Linked DNA regions of Homo sapiens: regions 2 and 3 are each linked to region 1. Evidence: chromatin loops called from intact Hi-C (ENCODE). Cell type or tissue: sigmoid colon. All regions are shown on one strand. Links, peaks and the distances in the headings refer to the core of each region. The heading gives the core; the rest is flanking DNA. Region 1 overlaps LOC124906127 (a long non-coding RNA gene). Region 2 overlaps LOC105373954 (a long non-coding RNA gene). Region 3 has its middle 98 kb from the start of COL6A3.

Region 1 (10,677 bases), core at 1,242-9,241:
AGACCCTGGGCTATCCACATGGGTCATCTGCATAATCACAGAGTTCTTTATGAGAGGTGGCAGGAGGAGATAGAGAGAAATGAGAATGCCACGTGATGATGGGAGCGGAGTAGAGGTCAGAGCAATGCACTTTGAAGACAGAAAAGGGGCCATGGGCCAAGGAATGCAGGCATCCTCTCGAAACCATGCTAGATAAAGAAGCTGATTCTCCGCTGAAGCCTCCAGAAGGAAATGTCCCTGCTGACACCTTGACTTTAGCCCAGTGAGACTCATTTTTGAATTCTGCCCTTTAGAACTTTAAGCAAATAAATGTGATATTGTCAAGCTACTGCATTTGTAGTAGCTGTTACAGCAGCACTGGAAGCTCATGCAGATCCCTTTCTTTGATTCTGGGAGCTACATCTGTGCCCCTCCTTCTTACTTAATAGCAAGTCCGTTCGTTTTTTCTGTGTGTTGTTTGCATTGGAGAGAAGGGAGAAGTCCTGAACTATAATCAGTCTGTACTCTGTAAAGTGACAGAGGCAATGTCCGATGTCTCAGAGCTGCCGCTGAGGGCAGGGCTGCACCACAGGCTGCCCAGGGAGCCAGTGCAGAAAAAGGGCAGCCCTTTGGTTGCCTCCTCTGCATCTCATGGTCTTGCTTCCACTCATGCAGGTGACCCTCACTGGTACATCTGAGAGAAAATGCACTCCCAGGAGCAGCTACTGCTCTTGTGAAGAATATTCCTGGAGGAGTCCACACGGGTGGAGTGGATCTTGGAGGGATGGGCCCAACGCAGCCTCCCTCAGTGTGCGGGGATGACATGAGTGGGGGCTCTTCTTCCTCTGGAGAGGGTTTCGGGGCGAGAAAGATGAGCAGGGACTGAACTAGTTTCTGGTCTTCAGGTTCCAAAATAAACCTCTGAGATAAACCATTCGGGGTCATTGCTGCAGGTTTGTTCCTGAGAATGCGGGGACATTCAGAGTGGGAAAAGTTGGCTTTCTGGTGTGGGGACATCAGGTCCTCTGACTCCCACTGTGTGTATGACAGACCTAAAAATCAATGTGCATGTGTTTATAAAATGATGCAGAAAAATTACAGTGTCTTCTAGTCTCTGAAGCATGGCTTCTAACAGCCTTGGCTGGTTTATACTTCAACTTCCAAAACCATCTTTGGGAACCCAAGTCTTTATGGTTTTAGAAAAACAGCCTCAGACACCCGATGACTCCTCGCATGATTTTCCATCCATACTCCCCCAGAGCCCTGATTCCCCAACCAGTTCCAGACGTCTGAAAAGAGACAGGCATGCTTTGATGGCGCACTTCTCCAGTTGAATTTGTTCTTTGGTGTTTAACTTAGAGTAGGAAGAAAGATATCTAGAAAGGAAACCCATTGTTTTCAATGTCTTTAAAGCAAAAGAATCACTATCTGAACTGTCTTGCCTGTCATCATCTTAATCTTAATTGCCCTTCCATCTCTACGCATTTTGTATATAACAGATCACTCTTGCCGCCAGAGCTACCTTGAACTGCTCTAACTAAGCCAGCCTGCTGTAAGCACAGCACCCCTGACAGAGGTCTCCCAGTGGTGTCTGGAGCATCACCTGCTACCCTGCTGTCCTGACATGAAACCATGCTCCTCTGTGAAGCTGTGCTCTCTCAGTGACATTGGTCCTGCCGTCACCCTGGCCTTGGCAGATACATTGATCTACCTCATCTCCTGTTTCCCAAATCCAACATAGTACAGCAGAAACCAGTCTACATATTTTAATACAATTTTGTTGAGAGTTCAGGGATAATGGTAGAAAAATACATCCCAGAGTTTACCTTACACTGATGTAAGGGACCTTTTCTCCAGATCCTTTCAAAGGCCATCTGGCTACCTACAAACATTTCACAAGGTCTCAGATGTTCAACCTGAGACAGCGGCTGGGCCAGGGGAGCTCTGCCCAGCTCCGTGCTATTGTTTTTCAGGCGCTCCCCACCCACGGTCCAAAGGTCTTGGGTCCAGCGCCACAGAGCTGCTCTGCCCCTTCAGAGACCAATGCATGCATAGAAAACCAAAGAACATTTCCTCCAAGCTCCTGCCTCGTTCCTGGACTTTCAGGAAACCCAGAGCTCTGGAGAGCACATTTAGAAAGCTACTGGCTATTTACATGAAGCTATATTCTCCCTCCAAAGGTACACTGGGTTTGCTTTCATATCTTCAGCCAAAACAGCACATTTGGTGAGCATCTTCTCTTTTGCTAAGAGGCCCATGAGCAACTTTTCTGCCTGCTGAGGAGACTTGCAGGCTGTTCTGTGTCTTCTGCTTTGGGCAGCTGCTTGCCCTGGCTGTGGAAGGCTCCTGGAGTCCCCTGGCTGCTGACCTGACAGGACCAGCCACACGCCCCTTACATTTGCTCGTACCAAGGCTCAGCAGCCAGGCTGAGAGGCTGTTCTAGCCGTTTCTTGGCCCTGTCTCCACAGACCCTCACCAGGGGCTGGCAGAGTCCCTGGGCTTGCCCCATGCACATTGGCAAGGCTGAAGGCTCGGACAGGAGATATCCTTTCAGAGTCACTGACGGTTACGTGCCAGCCACGCACCCTCCGACCTCTCCTGTGCTGTAACCCCAGCACCCTTGTCTGTGTGTCTTCTCAGAGGACAGGAAAGAAGGGAGGTGCCTGCTTGGAATGAGAGCATAGACTTTTTCCATCTAAGTAAAAGTGCTGGGATGCTAGATCCACAGGTCTGTTTATGGGCATAGAAATGCTTTACAAACAGAGCTGGTGTGTTGAATCAGTTGTTCAGGGAATCTGTGCTCCTTTTCCTATCTCCAGGGGTCTGCGTGTTATGGAATTTGGCTAACACCAACCTGAATATGATCTGCCTAAATCACAGCCCGGCTCCTGCTACAGCGCTTTCCTTTCTTTCTCTCTGTAACTCGGATGTGCAAACATTGGTAAGAGAAACCAGAACTCAGGGACAATGAGAGCAAATGGCTGTGCGTAGATGCCAGCATTTGTCACCCCTAAGGCGAGGGTCCTCTTTCTCCTTGTGCTCCTGTCTGCCAGGGGAGCAAAAGTTTTATTGGAGAAACTAATCATTGAATTAACTTCAAAATACATTCAGAACCTTTGGCATTTACAAATCCATCCTGTAATTAAAAACACAAATAACTGAAGGTTTTTCCATTGTTCAAAAGTATTGGTTAATTGAATTATTTTGTTGTCATTTTTTGTGTCTAGTTTGGTCTAGACAAATATTGGGAGGGGCACTAAGTACTTCATCTGTTTTCTAACTTCATAATAGAATTGAAGAACCATTGCGTATGTGAATTTTGACACTCCACATATCCTTAATGTCAATCCCTGAAAAGAAATTTGCTGCACTTGGGAAAATTGAAAATTAAAAATGCCCAAGTCTCAAAATGGATTTCTTCAGCATTACAAGAAAAAAAGATAGAACTGGTGTTTTTGTTTAATTGGCTAAATTTTTCTAGCACAGAAAAAGATTTGTTTCTTTCAAGTTTGGAGTGCAAGCCTTGAGCCACTCTGGTGTCATCCAAATTCTAAATGTGCTCATACTCAAATAAATCAAGACCTACGTACATATACGTGTGCACACATCTGTGTATGGAAGCACTGACTGCATGGCAGAAATCATGGATCAAATCTTCTTTCCCTCCCCTGTCTTCTTTCTCTCCCTACAGCGTCTTTTCTTCCTGTTGTACCCTTGCTGTCTGTGCACTAAAGCACAACCCGAAGCCGCACCTTCTCTGGGACAGCAGCCCCCTCAGCAGGCCTGGTGCAGGTGTGAATCAGCATTGGGGGCTGCTGAAGCCCACCTGAAAGCCTGGTGGCCTCAGCTTCACTTTTAGGGCAGATAAAGGGTTTGTGTTGGCACCAGGCTTGAACCAGCTTCTTGTTTTCTTTGGGGCCAGGACCCTAGTCTAGTGCAGCTTCACACTCCTGTGTAAGTGGCAGCCCCTCTCCAGTCCTGGATGTAGGAGGCCCCATCGGGACCCTGAGGGCTGCGACATGGGCCCTGTATGCCCAAGGCCCACGCACAACATGGGGACACCAGCTCCCCACGGACGCTCCTTGCACGCCCTCCCTGCATTCCCCTCTCTACATCACTAGTAGAGAGGGCCCTGCTTTCTTTCCACCCCTTTCCCCTGCATGCCCCCTGCTGCCTAAGAAAGCCCCTGGAAGAAACCCAGCTTCTTGAAGTGGTTAAATAAACAGGAGGCTGTGATTCATTCAGCATGGGGTGGCGGGAGGGGGAGGGACCTTGCCAGATCCGTCATGTGGTGCCTCTTCCTTGTGAGCCTCTGAGTCACAGGGCAGCAGGGGTGGCGTCCTCAGGGATGAAAGCTGAGGAGGCTGTAAGCGAGTGAGTGCATGTGAGTCTGTGAGTGTGCGTGTGATGTGTGTGTGTGAGTGCATGTGAGTCTGAGTGTGATGTGTGTGAGCAAGTATGAGTGCATGAGTCTGTGTGATTTGTGTGAACAAATGTGTGAGTGTATGTATGTGTGGGTGTAAGCAAGTTTGTGAGCACGTGTGTGATGAGTGTGAGTGCATGAGTGTGTGACATTTGTGAGTGTAAGCAAATTTTTGAGTGCATGTGAGTCTCTGAGCAAGTGTGTGAGTGCGTGTGTGTGATATTTGTGAGAGTGAGCGTGAGGGTGCGTGTGAGGTGAGTGTGAATATATGTGAGCTGTGTGTGATAAGTGTGAGTGCATGTGAGTGTGCATGGCATGTGTGAACAAATGTGTGAGTATATGTGAATCTGAGTGGGTGTGATTGTGTGTAAGCGAATGTGAGTGCATGTGAGTCTGAGTGTGCATGTGGTGTGTGAGGAAGTTTGTGAATGCATGTGTGTGATGCATGTGTGTGAGTGCATGAGTATGTGACTGTGCAGGTGATGTGTGAGCATGAGTGCATGTGTCTGTGCATGTGATGAGTGTGTGAGTGCATGTGTCTGAGTGTGCATGTGATGCATGTGAGTGCATGGGAGTCTGTGTGTGTGATTTTTGTGAGTGTAAGCAAATTTGTGAGTGCATGTGTCTGTGTGATGTGTGAGCGAGAGCATGTGTGAATGCATGTGGCTTGTACGTGTAAGCAAGCATGAGTACGAGTCTGAGTGTGCATATGATGTGTGTAAGCAAGTTTTTGAGTGCATGTGTCTGTGTGATGTGACCGAGTGTGAGTGCGAGTCTGTGTGATGTGTGTAAGCGCATGAGTCTGCATGTGATGTGCAAGTGTGAGTGCATGTGAGTCCGAGTGTGTGTGATGTGAGTGTAAGCAAGTTTCTCAGTGCATGTGTCTGAGTGTGCATGTGATGTGAGGGTAAGCGAGTGTGAGTGCATGAGTCTGAGTGTGTGTGATGTGTTTGGGTGTGACTGAGTGCATGCATGTCTGAATGTGCATGTGATGTCTGAGTGCGTTTCTGAGTGTGCAAGTAATCTATGTGTGTGAGTGCATGTGATGTGTGTGTGAGTGCATGTGAGTCTGAGGGTGTGTGTGAGTGTAAACAAGTGAGTATGTGCATCTGAGTGTGCATGTGATATGTGTGAGCAAGCATGTGAGTGCATGTGAGTCTGTCAATGTGATCTGTGTGTGTGAGTACATGTGGGTCTGTGATGTGTGTGAGCTAGCGAGTGCATGTGTCTGAGTGTGGGTGTGATGTATAAGTAAGTTTGTGAGCACATGTGAGTCAGTGTGTGTGATGTGTATGAGTGGGTGAGTGCATGTCAGTGTGCATGTGATGTGTGTGTATAACTGAGTGCATGTGCATCTGAGTGTGTGTGTGTGTGCATGTGATATATGTAAGCGAGTGTGAGTGCATGTGGGTGTGCATGTGATGTGTCTGTGAGTGCATGAGTCTGTGGTGTGTGAGTGTAAGCGACAGTGAGTGCATGTGTCTGTGCATGCAGTGTGTGTGTGAGTGCATGAGTCTGTATGTGCATGTGATGTGTGTGTGAGTGCATGCCTGCGTGTGATGTGTTTTAGTGAGTGTGTGAGTGCATGTGAGTCTGTGCATGTAATGTGCATGAGTAATTCTGTGACTGCACATGAGTCTGTGACTGCATGTGATATGTGTGAGCAAGTGTGAATTGTGTGTGTGGCATGTGTGTAAGTGAGCATGAGTGCACGAGTCTGCAGGTGATGTGAGTGTAAGCACGTTTGAGTACATGAGTCAGTGTGCATGTGATGTGTGTGAGCAAGTGCATGTGAGTCTCAGTGTGTTTGATGTAAGCAAATGTTTCAGTGTGTGTGTGAGCAAGTGTGTGCATGCATGAGTGTTCGTGTATATGTGATGTGTATGTAAGTGACTGCATGTACGTCTGAGTGTGCATGTGTTGTGTGAGTTTAAATGAGTGCATGTGAGTCTGAGTGTGATGTTTGTAAGTGTAAGCAAGTTTCTGAGTGCATGTTCGTGAACGTGAGTGGTTTGTGAATGTAAGCAAGTGTATGAGTGCATGAGTGAATGTGCATGTGATGTGTCAGTGATTGTGAATGCATGAGTCTGTGAGTGTGCATGTGATATGTGAGTGTAATTGTGTGAGCACGTGTGTGCCTGTGATTTGTGTGAATGAGTGTGTGTGCACGTGAGTCTGCATGTGCCTGTGATGTGCAAGTGTGTGGGAGCCCATGTGAGTCTGAGTGTGCATGTGATGTGCAAGTGTCAGTGAGTGCCTGTGAGTCTGAGTGTGCATGCAATGTTTGTGTGTAAGCTAGTTTGTGAGTGCATGTGAGTCTGTGTGCATGTGATGTGTTTGTGTGAGTTCCTGAGTGTGCATGTGATGTTTGTAAGTGTAAGCAAGTGTGTGAAGACACGAGTCTGAGTGTGCATGTGATGTGTGTGGGCCAGTGTGAGTGCATGTGAGTCTGAGTGTGCATATGATGTGAGTGTAATTGTGTGCATGTGTGTTTGAGTGTGCATGTGATATGTGAACAAGTGAGTGAATGTGAGTCTTTGCATGTGCATGTGATATGCAAGTGTGTGAGTGCATGAGTCTGTGCATATGATGTGCGAATGTCAGTGTGTGCTTGTAAGTCTGTGCATGTGATGTTTGTGTGTGTGAGTGCATGAGTCTAAGTGTGCATGTGATGTGTGAGCGAATGCACGAGTGTGAGTCTGTGAGTGTATGATTCTGAGTGCATGTGATGTGTGTGAATGCATGTCTGTGTGTGATGTGTGCACAAGTATGTGAGTGCATGCAAATGTGTGTGATGTGTGTGAGTGTGAGTGAACATGCTTGTGTGATATGAGTGCATGAAAGTTTGTGAGAGTGATGGGTGTATGTGTACATATGAGTGTGTGTGTGCATATGTGCATTTATGTGTGCAGATATGTATGCATGTATATGGGTGTCAAAGGGTCTGCGTGAGCAAGTGTGCGTGAAAATCAGTGAGAATTTTTGTGTAAGAGCCTACGTACATGAGTGTGAGTATGGGTGCCTGTGTGCACGTGTGAGAGTATGAACAGATGTGTTAGCATGTGTGTGTCTTTGTGAGAGTCTGTGTGTGTGTATGTCTGTGTGCATGTGTACATGTGTGTATGCACACACACATGCTTCCTTCTGTTTCCTCTACCTTCTCCCAAACTGCTTTCTCAGGGAGAGGCTTTGAAACAAGACTGTTTCACCCGGCTCCCAATTTCCATCAGTTCTACAGAATCAGTGGTCACCTTGGCCCTGCTCCCCTCCCCACCCTCAGCCCTGCCTCCTCTGCCAGGCTGGTCCGAGTGGGTTGTGAGACTCCACAAAACCGTCTTTTTTTTCAGGGGACCACACCTACTTGTTTGTCAGGGGTTATTCCTTGTTAATTCCGGAGATGTTTATAAAAGTCTCAAGTTCTATTTTCCAGTTGGGTGAAGCTGTCATTTCTGCCTTGGTCAGGAGGACTAATGATTTCATTGCCTGGGAGGTTATGTGTCTCATCTACCATGGTAAGGCAGAGAGATGGACACACAAAATGAAGAACAGAGGGCAAGAAGAAACCCTACACCCTAAACTAGGAAAAGGTGTTTAGTGAAGGCATTACTGAATGCTTCCAAGTGTTCTGTCATTGAGTCCTCCAAGAAGCCCACTGCTTAGGTATTCTTTTACAGGCGGAGGAAGCTGCCTCCACCCCTGTCCCCACCCCTAGAAGTCAGGAACTCGACCTCACACAGCTGGGGAACAGTGCAGCCAGGATTCTAAACTCCCCCTGTCAGATTCTAGTACATTCTCTTTCCCTAATACCAAGTGGTTTCAAATATATTTAAAGTATTAAGAAAATATATAGCTTTATCTTTTTCATAAATTTTACAGGAAAAACTACCTTTAGCACTAAAGCATGACCCAAAGCTTATCTGGTGAAATAGCCTTGGGCTATGGAAGCAGTTATGGGAAGGTCGATCTGAAATCCTCATTTTGCCTGCCCTCACTGTTGCTCAGCCCCTTATTATAGAACAGATCCAACGAAACTCTGCAATATCATAACTAGAGTTTATTTGTCCAAAGCCTTGTGATCTGTCCACCATTGGGGACAATGTCTTTAAATCAGTGGTTCTCAACTAGAAGCAATTTTGTCCTCCAAGGGACATTTAGCAATTTTTGGAGACATTTTAGGTTGTCCCAGTTGGAGGTGGAGGGTGCTACTGGTATCTAGAGGGTAGAGGCCAGGGATGCTGCTGAGTGTGCAGGACAGACCCTGCCACAAAGAATTATCTGGCTCAAAATATCACTAGGGCAGTTCCTTTCTTTGTCTGTTGGTTGGCTGGCATGAGGAACCCAAAATGACGGGAGTCTCAACTTGGGTGGAACTCTTACACTGCCCTCTAGTGGAAGCAGAACCTCCAGTCCAGTAGAGAGTGACGTTGCAACTCTACAGGAAACGCAAATTCCCTGAGTGGTGGCGAGAAGGACAAAGGCCAAGGACATGGAATGGGATTTCAGCTGTAGGCTTGGCCCATATGGGGCTGCCAGGGAGGCAGAGCCTGTGTGTGCCATCTTTTTCCTCCCAAGAACCCGACTGACACTAAGCCAAACTTCTCACAGAGCTGTTCCCAAGGCACAGAGCACCAGAATACATTTCTGTTAAACAGCAGGAAGAGGCCAGATCTGGGATTCCAAATCCTTGATCTAAGGGTTGCCATCCCACTATGGAAGTTTTCCAAAGTGGGTTTACCAATCTACATTCTCATGAGCAGTGGATGAAAGTTACACTTGGTCTACATCCTTGTCAACATTTAGTATTGTCTATTTTGTTTTTTAAATTTTATTCATTCTGAGGGATGTACAGTGTAACATCACAATGATTTTCATTCGCACCACTCTAACAGCTAATAAATTGGAGCATCTTTTCAAATGTTTATTGCCATTGGACACTCTCTTTTGTAAAATCTCTTGCCCATTTTACCTTTGGATTGGTTTCTAGCATTTTATTATTATTGATTCTTCAGAGCTCTACATAAGTTCTTGATCATTTTTTTTGTCAGATATATGGAATGCAAATATCCTTTCCCATCCTGTGGGTTGTTTTTTTACTCTTCATATGTCGTTCATCTTAATGCTTATATGCTGGAGTTTCTTTTCATTGCATTTTTGATTTATCTCCATTGATTCTTGAATTTGATATCTTCCTTTTCCCTAGCTTCCTCTTTTTTTTTTTTTTTTGCAGGAATTTTTGCTAATCACATTTTCCTCTCCTCATGATTTACATATAGAAGACAATATTCTGATTTTTTGACTGTTAACAGGTCTTTATTTTGCCTTCCTCCTTTATTGGTAGTTTAGTTGGGTATGTAATACTTTAAGAATTCTCTTTTTTTTTCAGATTGCATCAGTGCAACAGTCATGAAGAAAGAATATTATCTCCTCAAATCTCTTTTAGAATATACAGTTCAAATTTCTTAACCTTGATTTCTTTTCTGTAAGTTTTCTTTTGTTTCTTGAAAGAGCTCTGTTTCACACAGGTTCAAATTTCCCGAATGGGTTGTTTGCCATCGTTCCATTTGCCAAAACTGATGAGTTTTCAATGCTTCTTTTAGCCTTACAAAGGGAAATTCATCTCAGGTAAAAGAATAAGCAGCTTCAAAAATTCTTGACCTCTCTTTTTGGTATATTTAATGCAATTTGATGTGCAAGGTGGGAACTGCAATTAGTCAGCAGGAGCAAGGACTTGGAAGTCTTGTGCCAGAGCAGTTTCCTCTCTGGTTGCCATTGGCCCTGGACTTCTGTAGCCAGCTAGGGTGATGAGCCTTTATCTCCCATTGCCAGCTGACCTGGTTGGGGCCGACTTCAGCCGCAGCTGACACAACAGATTTGCTGTGCTCCACTTGAGGCACCCTCCCCACCTTTCTCTACAGGTGGTTATTGTAGCCTGAGGTTGCCTCAGGCCTGGGGCTGCAGTTGAACAGAAATTTGTCCCCATTAACTGAACCACAGTAATCTGCAGCACCCCTAGAGAGTGTAAATGAGCAAGAAAATTAAGTGGAAACTCAGTGATAGAAATCATCTGTAGTTTTAAGTATATGCCAAACAGTAAATTCAGAGATTAGGGACTAAATGCAATTAAAATCCAACTTGACATCTAGACTTTTGCTCATTGCTTCATCTTATGATAAAACCCATAGCCAGTTGGAGCTTCTCCCTTATTAGCTCATTCTCAAATTGTCTGTACTTCATATTTTACTCAAGTGATCCAACAGCCCTGGCTTAATTGTTCA
Region 2 (10,677 bases), core at 1,498-9,497, 160 kb after region 1:
ATATTAGTCTGTTCTCACGCTGCTATAAAGAAATACCTGAGACTGGGTAATTTATAAAGAAAAAAGGTTTAATTGACTCACCGTTCTGCATGGCTTGGGAGGCCTCAGGAAACTTACAATCATGGTGGAAAGTGAAGCAGGCGCACCTTCTTCACAAGGCAGCAGGAGAGAGAGTGAGTAAGAGCAGGGAAAATGCTAGACACTTATAAAACTATCAGATCTCATAAGAACTCACTCACTATCATGAGAACAGCATGAGGGAAACCAATCTATGATCCAATCACTTCCCACTGGGTCCCTCCCATGACACATGGGGACTACAATTCAAGATGAGATTTGGGTGGGGACAGAGGAAGGTCTAGCATATGGAACAAAAGCCTCAGGCTCCTTTGGGAAAGGCAGAAAGCCCTGTCACTCCCCCAGGGCATAAGTGAAACCCCATTGTACATTTGGGAAGAGTGAGAGGAAAACTCATCTATCCATGGGGGAAGGTCAAGAAAGAGTCCACACCAGGTGTGGTGGCTCACGCCTGTAATCCAAGCACTTTGGGAGGCCGAGGCAGGTGGATCACCTGAGGTTGGGAGGTCAAGATCAGCCTGGCAAACATGGTGAAACCCCATCTCTACTAAAAATACAAAAAATTAGCTGGGTGTGGTGGCAGATGCCTGTAATCCCAGCTACTCAGGAGGCTGAGGCAGGAGAATCTCTTGAACCTGGGAGGCGGAGGTTGCAGTGAGCTGAGATTGCGCCATGGCACTCCAGCCCGGGTGACAGAGTGAGACTCCATTGCAAAAACAAACAAACAAAAAGAGTCCTGGGCCCAGGATTCTATAGCAATGTTGGTTGGTGCTGCCGGCTGCTGGAAAAGGGTACAAGGTGGCTTGGCTGCCATGAGGAGGAGGGGAAGGATCACTGAAAGAGACCCTTCCTCCAGACCCAAGCACATAGGGTCTGCCTAAGAGTGAGGCACAACAGAGGACAGAGAACCCCCCATCCCCTCCTCCATTAAGCTAGAAAGCACTGAGAAATAAGCAATTGCAGTTTAGAGAGGGCCAAAACCATAGTTAGAGAGCCCATCTCAGGATCAATCTCACACAGAAGGTAAAAGCAGAGCAGAATATTGAGAAACACCCAGTCAAAGCACAGGGGGACATTAGAAGAATTTGAAGCTGGTGGTGCACAGCTGGTGGTGATAACCCTAGCAACAGCAACATCAGTTTGTAGGTTAACTCCTGACAAGACTGACTCAAACTTCACACTAACAGCTTATCAAAAGAAAAAGTATTTTCATCTCAAGGAATAAATTCTATTGACCTCAGACTTTTCTGTTCTATACATGATGTCTGGCATTAGATCAAAAATTATGAGACAGAAAAAAAAAACAAGACAAAAATAACCCACTGCCAAGAGGCAGAAATAGAACCAGACTCACAGATAGCCAGACGTCCATACTATCAGACAAAAAATTAAAAATAATAGTGATTAATATATTAAAGACTAGTGGAAAAGGTGGACAACATGCATGAGCAGATGACAACTTTCAGCAGAGAGAGGGAAACTATAAAAAAGCATCCAATGGAAATGCTGGAAATAAAATAGTTATGAAGAAAACAAATGTGGTATATATATGCACCATGGAATACTACTTAACCATAAAAAAGAATGAAAGAATGTCTTTTGCATCAACTTGAATACAACTGGAGGCCATTATCTTAACTAACTCAGGAACAGAAAACCAAATACTGCATGCTTTCATTCATAAGGCAGGGCTAAGCTATGGGCACACAAAGGCAAGCAGAGTGGTGAAATGGACATTGAAGACTCAGAAGGGAAAGGATGGGAGTGAGGCAAGGGATGAAAAGTCACCTGTTGGGTACAATGTACACTATTTGGGTGATGGGTATGTTAAAAGCTCAGACTTCACCACTATGCAATTCATCCATGTAACCAAAAACCACTTGTACCCCCAAATATTTATTTATTTATTGTAAATAAATAAAATTTAAATTAAAAATTAGAAAGCCTTTATCAGGCTTATCACTAGACTCAACACAGGCAATGAATCATTGAACTTACAGGTGACTCAATGGAAATCACCAAAATAAAACACAAAGAGAATAAAAGAGAGGGAAAAATAGAGCAGGAAATGAAAAGCCATGGGACATTAGCAAAAAGTCAAACATAAGTGTAATCGAGATTCCTGAAAGGAAAGAGAGAGAGAGAAGAAACAGAAATATTTGAAGAGATAGTGGACAAGAATTTATCAAAACAGTGAAAGATGTTAGATCACAGATCTGTGAAACTTGCGGAACCAGAAACGAGACAGATGAACACTGAGGGGCAGAAAAACACCCCTCAATACGTTATGCATGAACTTCTTAAAAACAAAGACAAAGATCTTGAAAGTACTCCAACACATTACCAACATAAGCACAACGGTAAGAATTTATAGGAGACTCCTTATGAAAAACCATGTAAACTAAATTTCAGAGAGAGAGAGAGCGTGACTCCTGACTGCCCCAGCTGACTCCCGTCCTCCTTGTTTGAGCAAAGCTTGGCGTGTCAAGCTGTCTCATGGCTGTGGCCAAGGGACCACACCTGCCCCAACTCAAGCACAGTGTGACTCTCCCCTGCGGTGCCTCTGCACGTTTGGACTTTGTTACCCTTATTTGATAAGGAACCATTGATCATGCTGAAGCCGTTTCAGAAGAAAAATGCACATATTGATACATCAATTTGATTTCCAAGCTGAATCAAGTGAAGATATATTATAGAGTCAGCTGACCTAGGGACCAAGGAACAAGCCAGAAAATATCAAAATCAGAGTACCCAGGAAGACGAGGCCTCCAAAGAGCTCCAAATGCCGAGGTCGGCCTCATATCGCACAGTTCAGACTCTATGGAAAATAACATCGAGAATGAAATGTTGTGATACCTCGGTGCATGGACTTTTATTATTGTGGGGTTTGAAAGTAAAGGGGAGATAAATATGGGTCATAAAGACCTGTTTTTCAATTCCATTTGTACCCTGCATATTTATATTGATAACACTTCCCCATGAGTCTTTCTAAACAAGAAGCCATCAAGGCAGTGCTTAAGAAGTATAATAATAAAACAATAAATAAATAAATAAAACAGTGTGGGGGGGAATTGCCATAGGAATTAAATAAAGAGACAAAGATTAAATATATTGTAGTACACTGCATTTGATGATAAGATGGGAAAAGGACATGCTGAATTCTGAATAAAGTCTATTAATTATTAAAAAAAGAAGTCTATTTTTCTAGATTACGGGAGTTTAATAAAAGATTTTTCTAAAAAAATTTAAAAAAAGAATCTGTTCTCAGACCATGGCTCTGCCTCTTAACAGCTATTTCACTCTGAAAGAGTTGTTTTACCTCTGAGTCTGTTCCTCCGCTTTCAGAAGGTCATTATGGGGATTAAATAAGGTAAATCAAGGAAAGTGCTCAGCATGATGCCTGGCACACCATAAACACCCAATAAATTTTAGTCACCATTAGCTATTGTTTTTGTTTATTATTCTCATCATTATTTGGTCAGGGTCACTTTGATCAAAGCCAGGGTACAATCTGTTGCTTCTCCATGAGTGCCTTATTCTTTGGGTCTCTCCAAAGCCCAGGATACATTCTTCTGTGACTTTTCACTGTCCATTGCTCATGCTCCTTTACGAGGTTTGAGAGATGAGTGCCAGCACTGTATTTGGGAGCCGCTGCAGCTCTGCACAGACCCAGAACGTCATGTGCTTTCCCCTCGGCGTGGCCAGGGAGAGCTCGTCTACCCCCGCGTGCTACTCGCCAGCTTTCCCCACTTCGAGGGCGGAGCTCAGTGGCTTAGCGTGAAGTGATCAAATGAGTGTTTACACCAAAGCACTCTATGGGTCTATATCAATATTTCTAAGAATCGTTTCATTTATAGAAATTATTACCCAGCTGACCTGTTATCATGTACAACAGCTTCACTGGCAAAAGCATCATATTCTAGATCGGGGCTTAGCAAACTTTTCTGTAAAGGACCAGAGAGTGAATATTTTCAGCTTTGTGGGCCACACACAATCCTGTTTTATAATCTTCTCGTTTTTTGTTACAACTTTTAAAAAATGCAAAGCAACAACAACCAAAAATAAATAAATAAATAACCCACTCTTAACCTGTGGACTATACAGAAAGAGTTTGTGGGCCAAAATTTGCCCACTGGCCATAGTTTGCTGATCCCTGTTCTAGATGTCTGATTTGCTTTGTATTGGACAGTTTGGCAATAGGAAGAATACACACTTAAATTTTCTTCTCTTTGGCAGAATTGCATTAAAAATCAATTCTTTTTAGCTTTTAGGAAACTGAACTCTCGCAGAGATTTAATTGGAAGAGAACCAGCATTTCATTGAAACATATTTGGAAACACGTTGTGTATATTGAGACACACACACAGACACGGTCTCTGTACTCCAAGTAGTTGAAGTCAACAAATGTGTCTGAACTTTTTTAGCTGGTTTCCATGGGAACGTAGATGAAAACAAAACGTATATTCTGAGGAAGCACCAGGTTTTCTGGCTGAGGAAACGTTTTCTGAGTTAACTCTGAAGGGTGTTTTATTTCCAAGAGTGACGGCTTGGTTGATTCTCTCCTCTCCCTCCTCTTTTCTGTCTTCTCCTCCTCCCCTCTCTGTGTGTTCCCCGCGCCACATGTGCCCTTCGTGGTTCTGTGTCCCTCTCTGCACCCTCACCCCCTCCTTGCTGCCGCTCCTGGGCCTCTGGATGAAGCCTCCGCATCTGGTTTCCATCTCCCTGCGCCGCGGGACTGAAGCCCGGCCGACCCAGATTTCCCGTTCATAAATCATTACTCATCTGGAGCCCAGCCAGGAGCACTTCAGGGACTGTTTACTCAGCACGTCTCCTTTTTCAGAAGAACTGCTTCCCTTCTGTGTCGTTTCAAGTCTGGCTGCCATCTTCTACGTTGATCATTTTCCCCATTTTTATCTTTGAAAAGCAGACAAGAGAGGAATTCACTGTGATAAGGCATTTAAATGAGCTGTATCAAACGTACAGCTGGGTCAAACATAAGAGTTTATTCTAATAAAAGTGGCGAGAAATTCGGAAGTACATACATATTGTGGTAAGAACATATGATATTTGATATTTTAAGTAAACTTTGCAGAAGTAGAGGGAGTTAACACATAATCATAGCTATGTGCCAGGTAACACTTGAAATGTTAACTGAATGCTCACGGCAACTCTACACTATAGGTGCTATTAACCTTATTTTACAGATGAGGAAACTGAGGCACAGAAAACATAACTACTAATAACGTGCCCATCTGCTAGTAAATGACGATCCTCTGACAAGGACCCAGTCTGGCACCAGAGCTTCTGCTCTCTCAAGCAGCTGATTCAACTGCTTCTTCGTTTCTTCAACTGTAAAATCATTTCCATTTCACAGATGGGGAAACTGAGGCTCCAAAAGTTAAGCAAATGAAGCTGTAACAGCTATTTTCAAATATTTCCAAACTGTCTCTTTCCTTAGTACTTCCAATGTGTTTTAGTGCTGTACTGCGTGTGTTTACAGTAAACTCCCAAGAAGTTTAAAAATTCCTCTATGTGTCATTAAGGTTTCCAAAAACTACTTTAATTTTTCCATTTTTCACAGAAGCATGTGACTTGCATAGATTTCTCTTAAATGATTTATAAGAGAAATAAAATGAATGTCAAAATGTTTTTACCTAAGAACGGAGTAAATCAGATATTTTTCCTATGGTCATAATGCCAATGACTTCAGAGGAATTTAACGATGAAAATGGAAACATAAAATAAGATAAAGGGCACTGAGTGCTGTTCTAATTTCTGAGTCATATTTTTGGGAAATAATTAATATAAAGAATACTCAGTGACCATTTTCCATGTTTATTCAGTGATAAACACCATGCCAGCTGCTGGGAGAAAAGAGACACATTAAGTAATTTATCTTCCTGCAAAGAGTGACACTGCAGTGGTAGTACATAAGGGTTGGAATGACATTCTTGTCAATTACAGCATTTTGTAGAAATGCAGTTTCTTTGAATGTGAAGGATCAGCTGATCTGTCACCATCATTTTCCAACTGGTATGTTATTGGGGTGGGTTGGGAAAGGGGGCTAGGTTGTGCTGCAGTAACCAACAACTCCAAAATCTCAGTAGGTTAATCCAGCCAAATTTATTTTTTCACTCACATTACCAGTCCTATATAGGACAGCAGAGGCCTCTACTCCACACAGTCACTCAAGGATCAAGGTGATTATGCCTCTACAGTTTTGTACCTAAACCATCAAAAACATGGGGCCTGCATAGAGAGACTGAAGAAAATAGCATGGCTTTTTATGAACTCAACAAGAAAGAACACTCATCTTTTGTCCTTGGCCAGAATTCATTGTCCAGACCCACTACCTGCAATATGAATGGAATATTCGTGGGAGCTGGTGAATCCCACTGTGGGTTCACAGAAATGAAACTAAGGCTCAGAAAAAGGGAAATATCAAGCTTACTTCCTAGCCTCATCAACTCTCCACTCCCTAGAGTTGAAGTAAGAGAATACAAAGCCTTTAGGAACAGTGACAGTTAAAAGACAGATATTCAATGAGGGATAATTGGATAGAGATATTGATTCTGAACTATATTGTAATTAAAATATATTGCTTATCAGAAGCTTACTAAATTCTAGTCCTTGGCATGTATTTTTAAAGCATTTTGAATCCTTACAACAACCCTATGAAGTGAAGTGATTTGCTCAGTGATGCACAGCCCGTAAGTGGCAAATCTGGCACTAGAACACTAGCCAATTGGACCCCAAAGCCAGTGGCATTAACTTGTATGCAATATTCTCAACAATTATCCCATGCAGTGTGAAAACAGTGATGCAAAAGGTTTTGTGCGTTTTTTATATATCATTGACATCAATGTTACCCCCTCCTTATCTCCAGCGCATGTCTCAAAACTTGGTTGTTCTTGCTACCCTGCTCTTCCTTTCCTCAGTCTTTCTCTTAGTTTGCAAATATCCTTTTCATTGATTTGATTTCCTTAATATAATTTATGCCACATTTACTGTGTCCCAGTTGGATGCATATATCACGGTGAAGCAAGTGCATGAAGAATAAACAGAAACTTACCTATTTATCTATTTATACAGGAAAACAGCCCCAGATGGTGTTTAGTCTATGCATCTCATGTTTAAATTCATAAGCTAACTGAGTAATTGTCAAAAACATTCCCCTATTGCTTAGTGGTTTCTATTACTTGTAGGCAAAATATTTATAACTAAGAAAAATCAGAAATTAATTGCAAGTAGCTGACCCAAACATATGGAATTGGCTGAATTTGCAGGGAGGAGGGTGATGATAGTTCTCAAGATTCCTCCATCCTGGGAAGAAAGCTGGTAATTCCTGTTAAACCAACAGCCTACTGAGGCCAATGCTTTAGAATATTTTTTGGCAAATGTCATAGAATCAAGATGTGTTGACTGCCTCTTACTGCCTTTAGTAAGAATCTAAATGAGAATACGAGCTTTGATCCAAGGTTACTGCCTGGAAGCAAAAATGAAAGAAAAAGAGAGAGGGGGAGAGAAATAACAGCAGGGCAAGTATATTATTTATTAAGGGAAGTCCTTTCTCCTGATTTCCAGCAATATAATACTGCTAAGTTTCAGATAAATAGGCCATTTGCAAAACTTAACCATTTCTAAAGCTAAAGTTGAAGTACCAACAAGTAAAATAAGAGATCCTTGTCATTAGAATAAGGCTCTCTAGGAAGAGTCAGAGGAATTCAGGATGCTATTAATAGCTCCACTGGGCCCCAATCAAACACAGCCATCTCAGAGCCTTAGTGTTTGTGGGGCTCCTACCTGGGTTCTTCCTTCATCTTCAGCACCTCTCTCCTCTGCCTAAGATTTTCAGGGCTGACTCATATCTTCGCTTCCTTCAATTGTCTGTTCAAATGATTTATTTCCAGGAAGGTCTTCCTCAGCACCATTTATAAAACACAAACACACATGAACATGCACATTACTCTCACTTCTCCTGCTCTGCTATATTTTTATGCCTAGACTTATCACCACTCAACACAGAATATATTTCTTTGCCCATCTCTGTATATTATTCAGAGTAGGTTAAACTGATGTTATACCAAATAGATTCAAGCATGTAATGTCTCAATACAGTAAGCTTTGTTTCCTGCTCACCTAGTAGTCCTAGGTAGATACTGAAGTTGGCAGGTTGGTTCTCCTCCATGCAGTCATTCAGGGATCCACACTCCTTCCATTCTGTGGCTCCATCATTTCTGAATCCAGTAAGCAGAAGCTAATAGTCATGAAGGGATATACATGGAGGTGTTCATTGTCCAGGTCCGGAACACATCACTTTTGCTCGTTGGGTTGGAAAGGGCTTGGTAATTTGATCATACATAACTTTAAGAAATATTGGGAAATAGAGTTTTGGTGTGTGTCCAAAGTAGAGGAGACTGGATTTTGCTGAACAGCTTGCCCTTTCTATTCAGTGTCCTTCCACTAAAAGGTAAGCTACTTGAAAGCAGAAACTTGTCTGTTTTGTTATATTTACAATGCCTACAGCAATGCCTGAAACGTAGTAGACATTCAATAAGTTCATGTTAAATGAAGTTGAAAAAATGGACATAAGAAAATTTGATTTGAATGTAGCCTGAGAAGGCTGGGACTACAGTCCAGGGCACGTTAGGGACAGATTCAACTATACTCTCACTTCTGTTTATTTTTCACCACACAAACCTCCTGCAGATTATTAAATTTAGAACTAAAGAAATTAAAATGCCCCAAAGCTCTGGACAGTTTACTTTAGTGGGTCATGGTGAATAAAAATCATACTTATCCAACAATTCTGGCATTGAAAACTTATAAACGTATTCTTCACACATAGAAGAGAAAGGAATTTTAGTAATATTAAAGGTAGTTATGTCACCAGAAAACTCCCAAGCTTAGCTAAGAGGGTCTTGAGATTTTTCCATCACTCTCCAAGATGAGTAGCGCACAAATACATACACATCACATGAAAACACTTCTTTTTCTCTCTTAAGCCTGGCCCAGAAGCACACTGGAACACAGAAGTCATTCAATCAGGCAGAAGCTGTGCCCACCAGACAGACTTATTAAGGAGTTCAGTTCACATCCAGGGCAACATGTCAACAAGGACGCGTGTGTCACTTTTTCTGTCCAGAAGAAAACAGCCTGTGCTCGGGACCTTCGACCGATGTACAGTGCGGGTAACATTTCCACCTTGCTTTTCTCTACCAGTTCACACCAGATGTGATGGACAGTTATGCCCAGGTTGCAGGCTGTAAGGAGCTACATCTGGACTGTATCAAGACTGTGTCTGGGGAGAAATGGTTTTTACCATTTTGGTTTTTACATTTTGGTACTATATACCATCCTGTACGTAGACAGCTGCAGCCGCTCCGTGATATTACCTCCAGATGCAATGATTGGTGTGTGTGTGTGTTTCCGTGATATTACCTCCAGATGCAATGACTGGTGTGTGTGTGTGTGTGTCTGTCTATATGTGCATGAGTGTGTGTGTGTGTGAGTGTGTACACCTATGTGTGTACTAGGCAGCCCAGCAGTGGACTCTAGACTAGACCAGACAGCTTGACCAGCATCACTTCTCTAGGATTGTCCTTTCCTGTTATCCATGCAGTAATCTGGTTAGGGTGAGTTGGGATTTGACCCACACTGGGCAGCTGGGCCAGTCAGTGTTTCCCCAGAAATTGGAATGAAGGAGTCAGGTAGCTGTGGATCTCTATCCTAGTGGTGACGTTTCCTTATTCAAGGAAAGAAAGCAAAGTATTAGGAGGTCCCACAAGGTGGGGGAGGAATATGTTAATTGCTGTTGCAGTTTTTTTATGGCAGCTAAATGATGCTGAGGGGAACCTCACAAATAAAACTGTCTTGATAGAAATAATGATGACTATCTTTTTACTGAATATATATAATATGTCAAATAGGGTATTAGTTACTTTACTTGCAAGAATCCTGGGAAGTAGATATTATTTCTATCTCTACTTTACACATGTAAAAACTGACTCACAAAGGTCAAACTAACCCAAATGCATTAGTTTTTTTTTTTTTTCTTGACGGTTAACAAATTTCACAAACTTAGTGCTTAAAATAGCACAGATTTACTACTTTACAGTTTTGGAAGTCAGAAGTCTGGAATGGCCTCAATGAGTGGGGATCAGGGTGGAGCAGGACTGCTCTTCTTCCTGGAAGCTCTAGGAGAGAGTTTCCTCCGTGTCTTTTCCTTCTAGAGGCTGACACATTCCTTCCCTCACTGCCCCTTCCTCCACCTTCAGAGCCAGCAACAGAGCCTCTCTCTGGGTTTGCTTCTCTCTGAGCCTCACACCTTGCTCCCTGAGCCCCTCTTGTTCTCATCTGTCTCCTCTCCCACCTTTAAGGGCCCATGTTATTACATGGGGCCTGCCAGATAATCCAAGAAAAATCTCTCTGCTGTTTAGCAAATTTAATTTCATTAAACCTCAATTCCTTTTTGCTATGTAATGTACCATATTCACAGATTCCAGGGATCCGCATGCGGATGTCTTCATGGGGACATTATTCTAGTTACAGCCCCAAGGTTGCCAAGTTAGCCAGTGGCAGAGTTTGGATTCAAATACA
Region 3 (10,677 bases), core at 1,291-9,290, 190 kb after region 1:
CTTCCCCTTCCCTTTTCATCAACCTCACAGTAAGTCCAGGACTTCTGCTGCACAGCTTCTGGGCTGCTTGTATAACTCACAAGCAGCCTTATTAGATCTCCTAGTCCCTGCATGTTTCAACCAAATAAGGCACTCTTCGAGACCCTAACAAAAAGAAAAGAAGCCTAAACTCTTGGGTGGACACCAATGGCCACTTCTCCCACGCCCCTCACAAGGTAAGAGGGGCAAACGCTCCTGTCTGGGCATCCCGCCGTGAGGGGCGCTGTTACGCCATGGTGGTGCTGCGCCCTGATGTTTGGGATATTTGGCAGCCTCTCTTTTTCTCCTTGGCAGGCCACTTAGAGCTGCGGTTGGCCCACTGGTTTTTGAACCCAAGGATGACCTGAGTGCTGAGAGCCCTGGGTCCTCAGCTCCCCACCTGAGGTTTCCCTGGCAGCGGAACCCTGGTGAGCTGCCTCTCAATTTCAGGTTGTGATATCCATGTATGAGTCACAGCCTGACATCTCTGAGCGTCAGCCACTCCTAAGCCCGACTGCCTAATATAACTATTGAGATTCAGTTTGCTCCTAGAAAGCAGAGTTAACCCTCGGATGTTGTCCTCTGCTGTGGTTCATTGAGCAAAACCTGGCTCCTGGAGCCCACATTATTAGGGAAGTGGGGCGGGATGTCAGGGGGCCATTCTCAGAGAAGGGGAACCAGGGGCTGAGCAGACGCCCAAACCGCATTCACTCTAGTGTTTTTTAACCTGGAATTAAAGATGGCATTTATAAGCACAGCAGCAGAGATGAACTTTGTAAGGAAAAAAAAAAATTAAAAGGTATGAGTTCAGAAAAATTTAAAACCATATAAATAAAAAGAAAATGATAAATACTTTAAAATTAGCAATATTTGTGAAAGTAATTCAATCAGTAAAGAAATATTTAAAGTAGAACAATAAATAGGCCAAAAGAAAAACAGTCTGGGCACGGTGGCTCACACCTGTAATCCCAGCACTTTGGGAGGCCGAGGCTGGTGGATCACCTGAGGTCAGGAGTTCCAGACCAGCCTAGCCAGCATGATGAAACCTCGTCTCTACTAAAAATACAAAAATTAGCTAGGCATGGTGGCAGGTGACTGTAATCCCAGCTACTCGGGAGGCTGAGGCGGGAGAATTGCTTGAACCCGGGAGGAGGGGTTGTGGTGAGCCTAGATTGCGCCACTGTACTCCAGCCTGGGTGACAGAGTGGGACTCCATCTCAAAAAAAAAAAAAAAAAAGAAAAAGAAAAAGAAAAGACAAAAAAAAAGAGGGGGCCCAAGCTCTTTGTCTGACTTTCAGACTGGGTTGAATTCAAAAGCAGCTGTGTGACTAAGAGCAATTACAAAACCTCTCTGAGCCTCTGTTGCCCATCTACAAAATGCAAAGCTCCCATCAATGTGGGAATAATTAAACGTGACACTGTGAGCCAGGCATGGAGCTCAATCCCTCAATCCCCTCCATCCCAGAGGAGCTATTGTTTCTGTTGCTGTTAGTTTGGTTGGTTGGTTTGTTTGTTTTCACTGTTGTTGTTTAGAATAAATTGTTTAAAATTTTAACTTCACTAGTAATTTTAACCAATCAAAATAATGCAACATCAATTTCACAAATCAAATTAGCAACAAAGATTTAGTAAAAATGAACATATTTTTAGATGAGAGATGAGACATTTAAAAGACCATTAGTGGGTTGGGTGCATTGGCTCACGGCTGTATTCCCAGCACTTTGGGAAGCTAAGGTGGGTGGATCACCTGAGGCCAGGAGTTCCAGACCGACCAGCCTGGCCAATATGGCAAAACCCTGTCTCTACTAAAAATACAAAAAATTAGCCGGGCATGCTGGTGGGCATCTGTAATCTCAGCTACTCGGGAATCTGAGGCACGAGAATCACTTGAACCTGGGAGGCAGAGGTTGCAGTGAGCTGAGATCACACCACTGCACTCTAGCCTGGATGGCAGGGTGAGACTCTGTTTCAAAAACAAAAACAAAATATAAAATACAATACAATACAATAAAAGACCATTAGTGGGCGTATAAGTTGGTGTAGCTTCTCTAGCGGGCAGTTTGATGATGCATCCCAAAAGACTTTAAAACATGAGCCATCTTGGACACACATATTTCATTTCTTGCAATTTGTCCTGAAGTAACAAAAAGAGAACTGGGTAAATAGCTATGCAAATGTTACTCATCGCTATGTTGTGATAAAAGTGTGCCATCACTGTGGAGTGAAAAAGTAGAAACGACATAGGTGTCCAAGAAAATGAGACGGCGTGACAGTGGTACACGCATACCTATGAAAGATCAGGAGTTTATGAAAACCAAGCTGCAGAATCATACTCAGTCACGAGAAACACAACCGTGATCTCATTAGGAAGGACCGCCGAATACTGGACACTGCTGGCCACATTCTTCTCCTTGATGTTCTCTCCCACCCTCACTCAGTTTCCAGAATCCACCCTCCCACCTCCTTCTTCCTCTCTTCCATTCCCCTTGAAACCTGCGGAAGGCCCCATCCCTGTGTCCATCCCGAAAGGCAGATGCTCCTCAGTGGCCCTTGCCTCTCTTTGCTCACTATACATTCTCTCTGGGTGACAGCATTTGAATCCAAGGCTTCCTTGCCATGCTTGGATGAATAGATCTAACTGCTGGCTAATTAGCTTGTACCCCATAAGGACTCAAAAGCAGGATGCATTAATTTTCTTGACCATTGCATAGCTCATCATGTGTTCCCTGTCTCAAGAACGGTTCCACCATGCACCCAGACAGTTGGGCACCCTTGTCGCTCAGCCCTCTCCTCACCAGACACATCCAGCCAGCCACCAGCCCGGATCCCCTCATTGTCTCCTTCCCATCTCTTCAATCCCCCACCCCTTCCCTTGCCCAGGGCTACAGTCCTCAGGAAAGCCTTCACATCTCTCTCTCTAGACTGTTCACGTCCTCCCTGCTCCACTTGACATAAACCTAATAGTTCATTATAAGGGAAAATGGAGAGTAGATTGTCCTGGATACTGAAATGCAATCATGTCCTCTGCTTCCTTAAACACTTAGTCAATGTTCCTCCCTCTGTGCTGTCTTAAACATAAACTCCTTTGTATGACAGACAGGGCCCTTCAAGACCTATTTGTCAGCTATCAGCCCTGCCAGATCTCCACTATCCCAGGAAGGGCCCCAATGACAAAGCTCATGCCCCCTAAATAATCCCCTCTCTCCAGAGACGTCAAGTGTTTGCACGTGCACAAGCACTCACCGTGCAGAAACGTCTCATCCTTTCAGCCCTACTGAAATGCCAGCCCTGCTACTCAGTCTCCCCAGGTGCTGTTGAGTAGACGTGAATGTGTTTCTCCTCAACTCCCAGGCTTCACCCTCACCTCAATTGGAACAAATATTATCTTGTCTTTACTTGCCTGTGCATCTGTCTCTCAATGCTATTTAAGAGCAAGGGCCAAGATTTTTCATTTTCTTATCCCCACTGCTTTTCACAGTGCGTGGTTCACAGAGGGTCTCTTGATGGCACGCATGCCTTCATCAAAGCTCCTATCATTTTGCACAGCAGTCATTGTTTATACATCTGTTTCCCCTGCTAGGCCAGAGAGACAGAAACTCTAATGCATTCATCCTTGTGGATGCACATCCCATAGCACAGACCATTGCTTGCTAACTACACACCAAAATGGTTACCAGACATTAAAACTTACACGTACGCCCGTGCCAGCATGATTGTTCTTGGATCTGCTTGGATTTTTTAATTACCAGATAGGATGATGACCAGTATAGGCCAAATCTCCAAGGCCAGTTGGAGCTGGAGGACCTGGTCTGAAGCATTCCTTCTAGAAGCTCCTTTCTTCAGGCTCTCCATTTATGGAAGCTTCCTCGGCATCTGGTGCCTAATAAAGCTTGGTCTCCTCTTTCCTCATGGCACTGGTTCAGCAGCACATCCAGAACGCGCATCTGCATTGTGTCAAGAACTCTGCTTATTCTTCATAGAAACAGGCTACTTAACACAACCGGACCTTCAGACAACTCCGGCCACTCTCACGCCGAAACACCTATGCATTCACTATAAAACCTAGGTCTGTCATCTGTACAGTCTTTCTGTTGGGGTCACATTCAATGATCTTTTGGTCAAGGGCAAGGGCATTCATTCCCAGGCCAGATGAAGCTTTGCGCAGCACTCTACAGAAGACCAGACACAGAAACATGTACTTAGAGGTGCATTTAACTCAGTGCCTCTAAACCAGAGATTGCAAGCTGGTGGCTCAAGGGCCAGAGTTGCCCAGAAGACGTTTATTTGGCAGGAGTGTATTCAAGTCTTCAAACCCCAATGCCTTTAGAATGGACACCTCTTCCTTATTTGCCTCAAGCCCCAGCAGTCCCTAGTGCTTTGCTCCTCCTCTGCCCAAGAGACCCACCCAGCCCTTGAAGACACAAGACTGTGACTCCACCTAGACCAAGTATGCTCCGTGAGCTCCAAAAGGACCCCAAGGGACTGAGGCTGAGGGGGGTCTCTGAGCCACCATCGCAGTGGCTGCCCTGGCTGCCAATACATCCCCTGTTATCACACATTCAACCCACTTTGAAATTGTCTAGTGAGAATCCCACTCCTGCTCCTGGAGCCTAAGGAGGCCTAAGCCTTGTGCTCAGGGAGGTCACAAAGGGAGTGACCCCGAGAGGCTCCAGAATGGTGCCCTTTCTCTGTACATCAACAATTAATTTGGGTTGGGGTTTGAGTAACAACTTCAGCCAAACAAGGGAATCAGCTGAGTCCTGATGAGGCTCCGCAGACAGTGCCTCCACTTCCACAGAAGACAGCCAGGCTGCGCGGCAGAGCCTGCTGAGCTGCACCCCGCTATTTTTAGTGCTGCTCTCTGCCACGCTGGCGAGGCTGTCCTGCTCAGTGGCAGGCAATGCGTTCCATGTGTGCAGGCTGGAATGCAGCGGCTGAACCAAGGCCAGCAGCAGAGCCTGTTTCCTTAAAAGGCAAGAGAAATTCAGATCACATGGCCACAGGGACAGGAGCATGGATCCTGGGACAGGAACGGATTTCCATCCTAGAGAGCTCTTCAGGGGCAAGTGAACTAACAGAGATCTGCTTATGAACGTGCTGTAGGTGAAAATGGATTTTTATATTGAAATTCAAATAAGTACAGGGATTTGAGCCGATTGTTCCATTGCATTCCGGTCGTCTCAGGAAAAGAGGTCCCTGTGTGATTTATTTGTGGCAGAGACCCTAGAGCCACTCATATAAATTCCCCTCAGACACTGACTTCACAAATCAAAGCTGTTTGGCCAGCTGGTTACAGCCTGATGTTAAGCAGACTCAGGCCTCAGCTCAAGCTTCTCCCAGGGCAACCTCGTGGAAAGAAACAGTTTTCTGAATATATTCTAAAACAGACTAGAATAGAATAGAATAAAACAGAATTAGAATATATTCTAATTTGAGACCTTTATTCTGAATATCATTAAACACGCATAAGTTTTTTCTGGAAACGGTTAATATTTATCTTTCTTATCCTGAAGTTGCATCTTACACTGAGTAGCATTCGTTCCCCCGCCCCATGAGGTGGGAAATTCAACAAACGACTCATTGTGTATAGATAAGGGCCAGGCAATCTATTGCCAAAGTCCTCTTTTGCCTCACAGAAAAACAAAGATAGAGACACTCTTGAGGTCCTTCTGCACAGCCCTAAACTTGTACTCAATCTTCGTACTGTTTTCCAAATCACTGTCTTAGGTCACAAGCATTAGACCTGGCCCAGGAATTAATGAAGGCCACCAGCAAATGAAGAAGACAGGAAAAAAGTGTGGTTAGGATGATGGGCACAGACCCCCAACATTCAAATCTAGACAGTCAGCAAAGTCATGTCTAGTTGAGGCAGTCAGGTTGACAGTCACATAAGGACCCAGTTTTCCTGTCCCACAGTGAGGAAACCACAATAGACTTTACGTGTCATTAAGTCTTATTACTTTAAGTGCTTCCCTTAAACAAAAACTAGAAAGCTTTGTTTCTGTTGTTTTGCCTCTTTTGGAAACTGTCAAGGGAGTTAGTAGGGAAGGTGATGCCTATACCTATGCCTATATAGGGTGAACTACAGACTCTTAAATGTCACTGATGACTGTGTGTCATGGCTGCATACACATGAACTTATACGGGAGCAGTGATGAACGCAGTCCTCCCATATCCTCCCCACCACAGCCCTCAGGTTCCCGCGTCTCTCCACAGGGGTGGGCTTAATTAACCTAACAGGGGTTCCGGTTGTTTTTGTTTTTTGTTTTTTGTTTTTTTGACGAAGTCTTGCTCTGTCACCCAGGCTGGAGTGTAGTGACATGATCTGGGCTCACTGCAATCTCCACCTCCTGGGTTCAAGTGATTCTCCTGCCTCAGCCTCCCAAATAGCTGGGATTATAGGCATGCACCACCACGCATGCATGGCTAATTTTTGTATTTTTAGTAGACGGGATTTCACAATGTTGGCCAGGCTGGTCTCAAACTCCTGACCTCAGGTGATCCACGGATTCTATTCTTATTCCCAACATTGGCTTAGAGGCATGCAACCCATTTCCAACCAATGGACTGCCAGGGGACATCTGCCAGGGAGCTTTCTGGAGAAAAGCCACAGAAAGGATGGTCTTCCTTCTTCCTTTAAATATCATTGTGTCCACATGAGACTTGTTACTAGCCTAAGAGTGGGGCCCAAGCTGAAAATAGTCCAGAGAGATGGGAAAACCTGGGTCCTTGATGGCATCTTTGACTCCTCCCACAGCCTGTGCTCTGGATTTCTGTGAAATGGGGACAACCAGTGACTTCGTGATCTAAGCCAATGCGAGATGGGGTTTCAGTTCCTGGCTGCTGAGAGCATCCTAACTCACTACATACCACAGCCCCAAGAATACTCTCTCCTTCCTGCTCTCTGTTTTCTAAACCATGAGCAGCATTCAGCACAGGTGACTGCTCTGTTCATTTTGACACAGCTTCTGCCAACGCTGTCCTTGCATGACACCTGTCTCTACTGATTCTCTTCTTATTTCTACAAACACTCCTCCTCAGCCTCTTTCACCAAGCCTGTCTTCTCTGCTCAACCTCTAACCGCCAGGGCACAGACAGGCCTCTCCTGACTCCCTGTCCCTCTTCATCTATACTCTCAAGCAATGAAATCGCACCATAAATCTAGGCTTCGAATATGGTATATTTCCAAACTGCTGAATGTATATCCTTAGCCCCACCCTCTCCTCTGAACTTCAACTGTCTTCCTCATATCACCGCTTCAAAGTTCAATAGCATCCTAAGTTCTAATACGCATGGCAGAATTTTTGATTGACTACCCCGCCTCCTCAAAGAATCACATGTCACACCCAGGACTGCCCGGCTTAAAGCTCCCAATGGCTTTCCATCACATTAAAGTACAATCCACAACTCGTTAGTTATGAAAGAGTTTTGGGGCCTGACTTGGCCATTCTCTCTCAGACTTCAACTCCAAAAATTTATCCGCTTATTTGTTTGACTCCAGCCACACTGGCCATCTTGCTGTTTCTCAAACATGTCACAGTCATTTCTCTACCCAGGATCTCAGATCCAGGCCCTCTCTGGATCTGGAATCTTCCTTCAGGTCTTCCCAAAGGTGGCTGTCTTGGGATTTTTTGTTGTTTGTTTTTTGTTTCTTGAGACAGAGTCTTGTTCTGTTACCAGGCTGGAGTGCAGTGGTGCGATCTCGGCTCACTGCAACCTCTGTCTCCCAGGTTCAAGCAATTCTCCTGCCTCAGCCTCCCTACTAGCTAGGATTACAAGCATGTGCCACCATGCCCAGCTAATTTTGTTGTTGTTGTTGTATTTTTAGTAGAGAGGTTTCACCATGTTGGCTAGGCTGGTCCTGAACTCCTAAGTGATCCACCTGCCTCGGTCTCCCTTGGTGCTGGGATTACAGACGTGAACCACCGTGCTGGCCTCTCTTGGTTTTTTTTTTTTTTTTTTTTTTTTAGCTCATAAATCAACTCTTCAGAAAGGCTTGCCTTAAACATGCAGTACCTCATCAGACAGCCTCCACTGCAGCTCACACGTCCTTATTTACCGAGGGTTTTGTGTGTTTGCCACCTACTTCCCTTGCCGTGTAAGGAACACAAGAGGAAGACATGTGTGCTGTCCACCCCACCCCTGCATCCCCAGTGCCTTGTCTAATACCTGACACATGTTAGGTGCTCAGCAAATGTTTGTTGAATAAGTGATTGAATGAAAGACTGTGTACCTGTCCAGGCTCTAGGCAGCAAGGGACAGAAACTTACTCTGGTTAACATATGAAGAAAATTGAATTATTGGAAAAATATTGAGTAGTTTATAGCAACAATGGGAAGGCTAGCAAATCAGGTTCAGTTCCACAAATGGAAAGGAACAAGGGAGTTGGGCAGCCCGAGCCACCACTGAAATTCACAGACACAGCACAGGCTCGATGGCTCTTGCTGGAGCCCCAAAACCACTGGACGCTGGTGGGGTCCTTTACCAGAAGTTTGCTGACCCCCATCTGGTAGAGGGCTGGGCATACCGTGGGCTACAGTTTAAGAGCTCAGAAGCTGTGCTTAATCCATAAATCACCTCATTTCTTTCCATCAGAGTAATCAGGAGTGGACAATATGTCTCTATTATCATCCTCATCTAGGCAACCCTCTCTAATCAACTTCATGTTAAAGACACTTCAATTTCTATAGGTTCATGTTCAAACTGGCTGATTGCTGATGCTGTTTATACCTTGCTCCTCGGCCCGCCTCTGTGCTCCCCTGCAGCTGTGCTGGCTGCTTCCAGGTGTGCTGACAGCACTCCACCTCAGTGGCCCACATCCCTCTTCTTCTCTGCTTTACTTTTCTAGCAACAGTGTGTGCAGGGCAGCCTCAAAATGCTGGCGTGTAACGCCCCCAGGTCAACCCCTGTGAGTGTCAACTTGACCGGATTGAAGGATACAAAGTATTGTTCCTGGGTGTGTCTGTGAGGGTGTTGCCAAGGGAGATTAACATTTGAGTCAGTGGACTGGGAGAGGCAGACCCACCTCAGTCTGTTTGGGCACTATCTAATCTGATGCCAGTGCAGCCAGAAAAAAGCAGGCAGAAAAACGTGGAAGGACTAGACTGGCTGAGTCTTCCCGCCTTCGTCTTTCTCCCGTGCTGGATGCTTCCTGCCCTGATACATCAGACTCCAAGTTCGTCGGCTTTTGGACTCTTGGACTTACACCAATGGTTTGCCAGGGGCTCTCGGGCCTTCGGTCACACACTGAAGACTGCACTGCCAGCTTCCCCACTTTTGAGGTTTTGGGACTCAGACTGGCTTCCTTGCTCCTCAGCTTGCAGACGGCCTATTGTGGGACTTCATCTTGTGATCGTGTAAGTCAATACTCCTTAATAAACTCCCTTTCATATATATGTCTATCCTATTAGTCCTGTCCCTCTAGATAATGGTGACTACTACAACCTCCAACCAAAGAGAGATGAGGGTCAGTCCATAAACGTCCAGCTTTCTGTTCCTCGTAGCATTCTCCCCACTTTCTCAGTGGGTTTCCAGGGAGACTGAGCCCCAGTTGCTCTCAAGGGTAACATGCTTTTAGTTAATGCACCATCCCTTGACTTGCCAACTTCTTTGTCTTGCTTCTCAGTGGCCTCATTTGTGCTTCCCACACACCTTCCGAAACAAATGACTGCAGCCAAAACTTGGTCAGGATCTGCTTTCGGGGAACTCAACATAAGACTGGTTTATGAATGACCAGTCAGCTTCTTCAACTACAACTCCTATCAAATGTAACTGTTTTAAATGGGGTCTTTCAAAACAAATATTCTTTCCCAGATATACAAGTTCTGACAATTTCTTTTTATTGTGCTATTTCTGTTTCTAACATCTCTTATAAAATTCATGTAAATGCTGGGAATTTACTAGTCTCTTGAAATCAAACATGCATAGCTAGCTCCCTTTGCAGATGCCCAAATGCCTTCTCTTAGATGACTTTTTGCAACAGCAGCATGGTTTTCACAGAGACATCTGACATAGGCAGGAAAACAATATCAGTTTTCCAGGTTGAGCGATACTTGGGTGGTGTCACCATCATGCACAGAGGCCCTTGAATCACTGGCCTTTTCCCATCACTCATGACCAAATGCCTTCAAGCTTTGACTACTAGATTCCAAAATACTACTTCTTTGGTGTTTTGGTCTTTAGCAGATTTATACCCACCATAAAGTTGGGTGGAAGACTAGGGAATACCACGGAAAAGGATTTCTGAACTGGCTCTGCATGGGATCTCAGGAATGCTGAGGGGTGGCCCAAAGCTGGAGAGCATGATTCCAAGAAAGCAGGAAGACCCCAGGAATCCCATGGCTCTTACAGCAGCTCACCATCAGTATTCATCTCCCAGGGAAGGGGAGGCACAGGCAGCGGCAAAGCTCAGACCCAAACTAAACCGAGGAGGGGTATGGCAGAGGGCAGCCTCTGGACTGGGCCCCCTGGCCTGGCAGTGTCAGCAGTCCCCAACTTCTCCGGAAGCCACACCCAGATAGGTGGAACCCTGAGAGCCTGGCTCATGAAGAGCAGCTAGGTCCAGCTGGAAATCTGACAACAATGGAAATTTGGCAGGAAAATACGAACCATCTCCTAAAAATGAACCACCATGGGGAAAGAAATTTAAAATGGTTCTTG

Evidence for each region. Hi-C counts contacts between places; a loop is a spot of excess contacts. Peaks named below come from ENCODE experiments on the same cell type or tissue, not always from the same donor. Only the 100,000 strongest peaks of a DNase experiment are listed, where the experiment ranks them.
Region 2: a loop joins it to region 1, with 3 times the contacts of the local background. A loop is called at or near these places in 2 of 110 quality-filtered maps.
Region 3: a loop joins it to region 1, with 2.9 times the contacts of the local background. A loop is called at or near these places in 3 of 110 quality-filtered maps.

What each region holds. Positions count from the first base shown.
Region 1 is chr2:237,124,201-237,134,877 of GRCh38, forward strand. LOC124906127 (a long non-coding RNA gene) reads right to left here. Exons shown (of 2, transcript XR_007088143.1): 2 at 9,608-10,677. Among named protein-coding and RNA genes, the nearest start is that of COPS8, 44 kb to the left of the region's middle. RefSeq lists enhancers at 1,894-2,409, 2,410-2,924, 3,902-4,461. In sigmoid colon, for the core only: no CTCF peak of the experiment used is centred there; DNase peaks (open chromatin) are centred at 2,499 and 4,271; H3K4me3 peaks cover 2,259 bases; H3K27ac peaks cover 1,275 bases.
Region 2 is chr2:237,286,755-237,297,431 of GRCh38, forward strand. LOC105373954 (a long non-coding RNA gene) reads right to left here. Exons shown (of 4, transcript XR_924039.3): 2 at 8,218-8,335; 3 at 7,882-7,994; 4 at 3,348-4,992. Among named protein-coding and RNA genes, the nearest start is that of COL6A3, 120 kb to the right of the region's middle. In sigmoid colon, for the core only: no CTCF peak of the experiment used is centred there; DNase peaks (open chromatin) are centred at 2,547, 3,767 and 4,807; H3K27ac peaks cover 1,740 bases.
Region 3 is chr2:237,310,443-237,321,119 of GRCh38, forward strand. No RefSeq gene overlaps it. Among named protein-coding and RNA genes, the nearest start is that of COL6A3, 98 kb to the right of the region's middle. RefSeq lists enhancers at 2,735-6,188, 4,788-5,388. In sigmoid colon, for the core only: a CTCF peak has its summit at 4,787; DNase peaks (open chromatin) are centred at 3,939, 4,929 and 5,309; H3K27ac peaks cover 4,494 bases.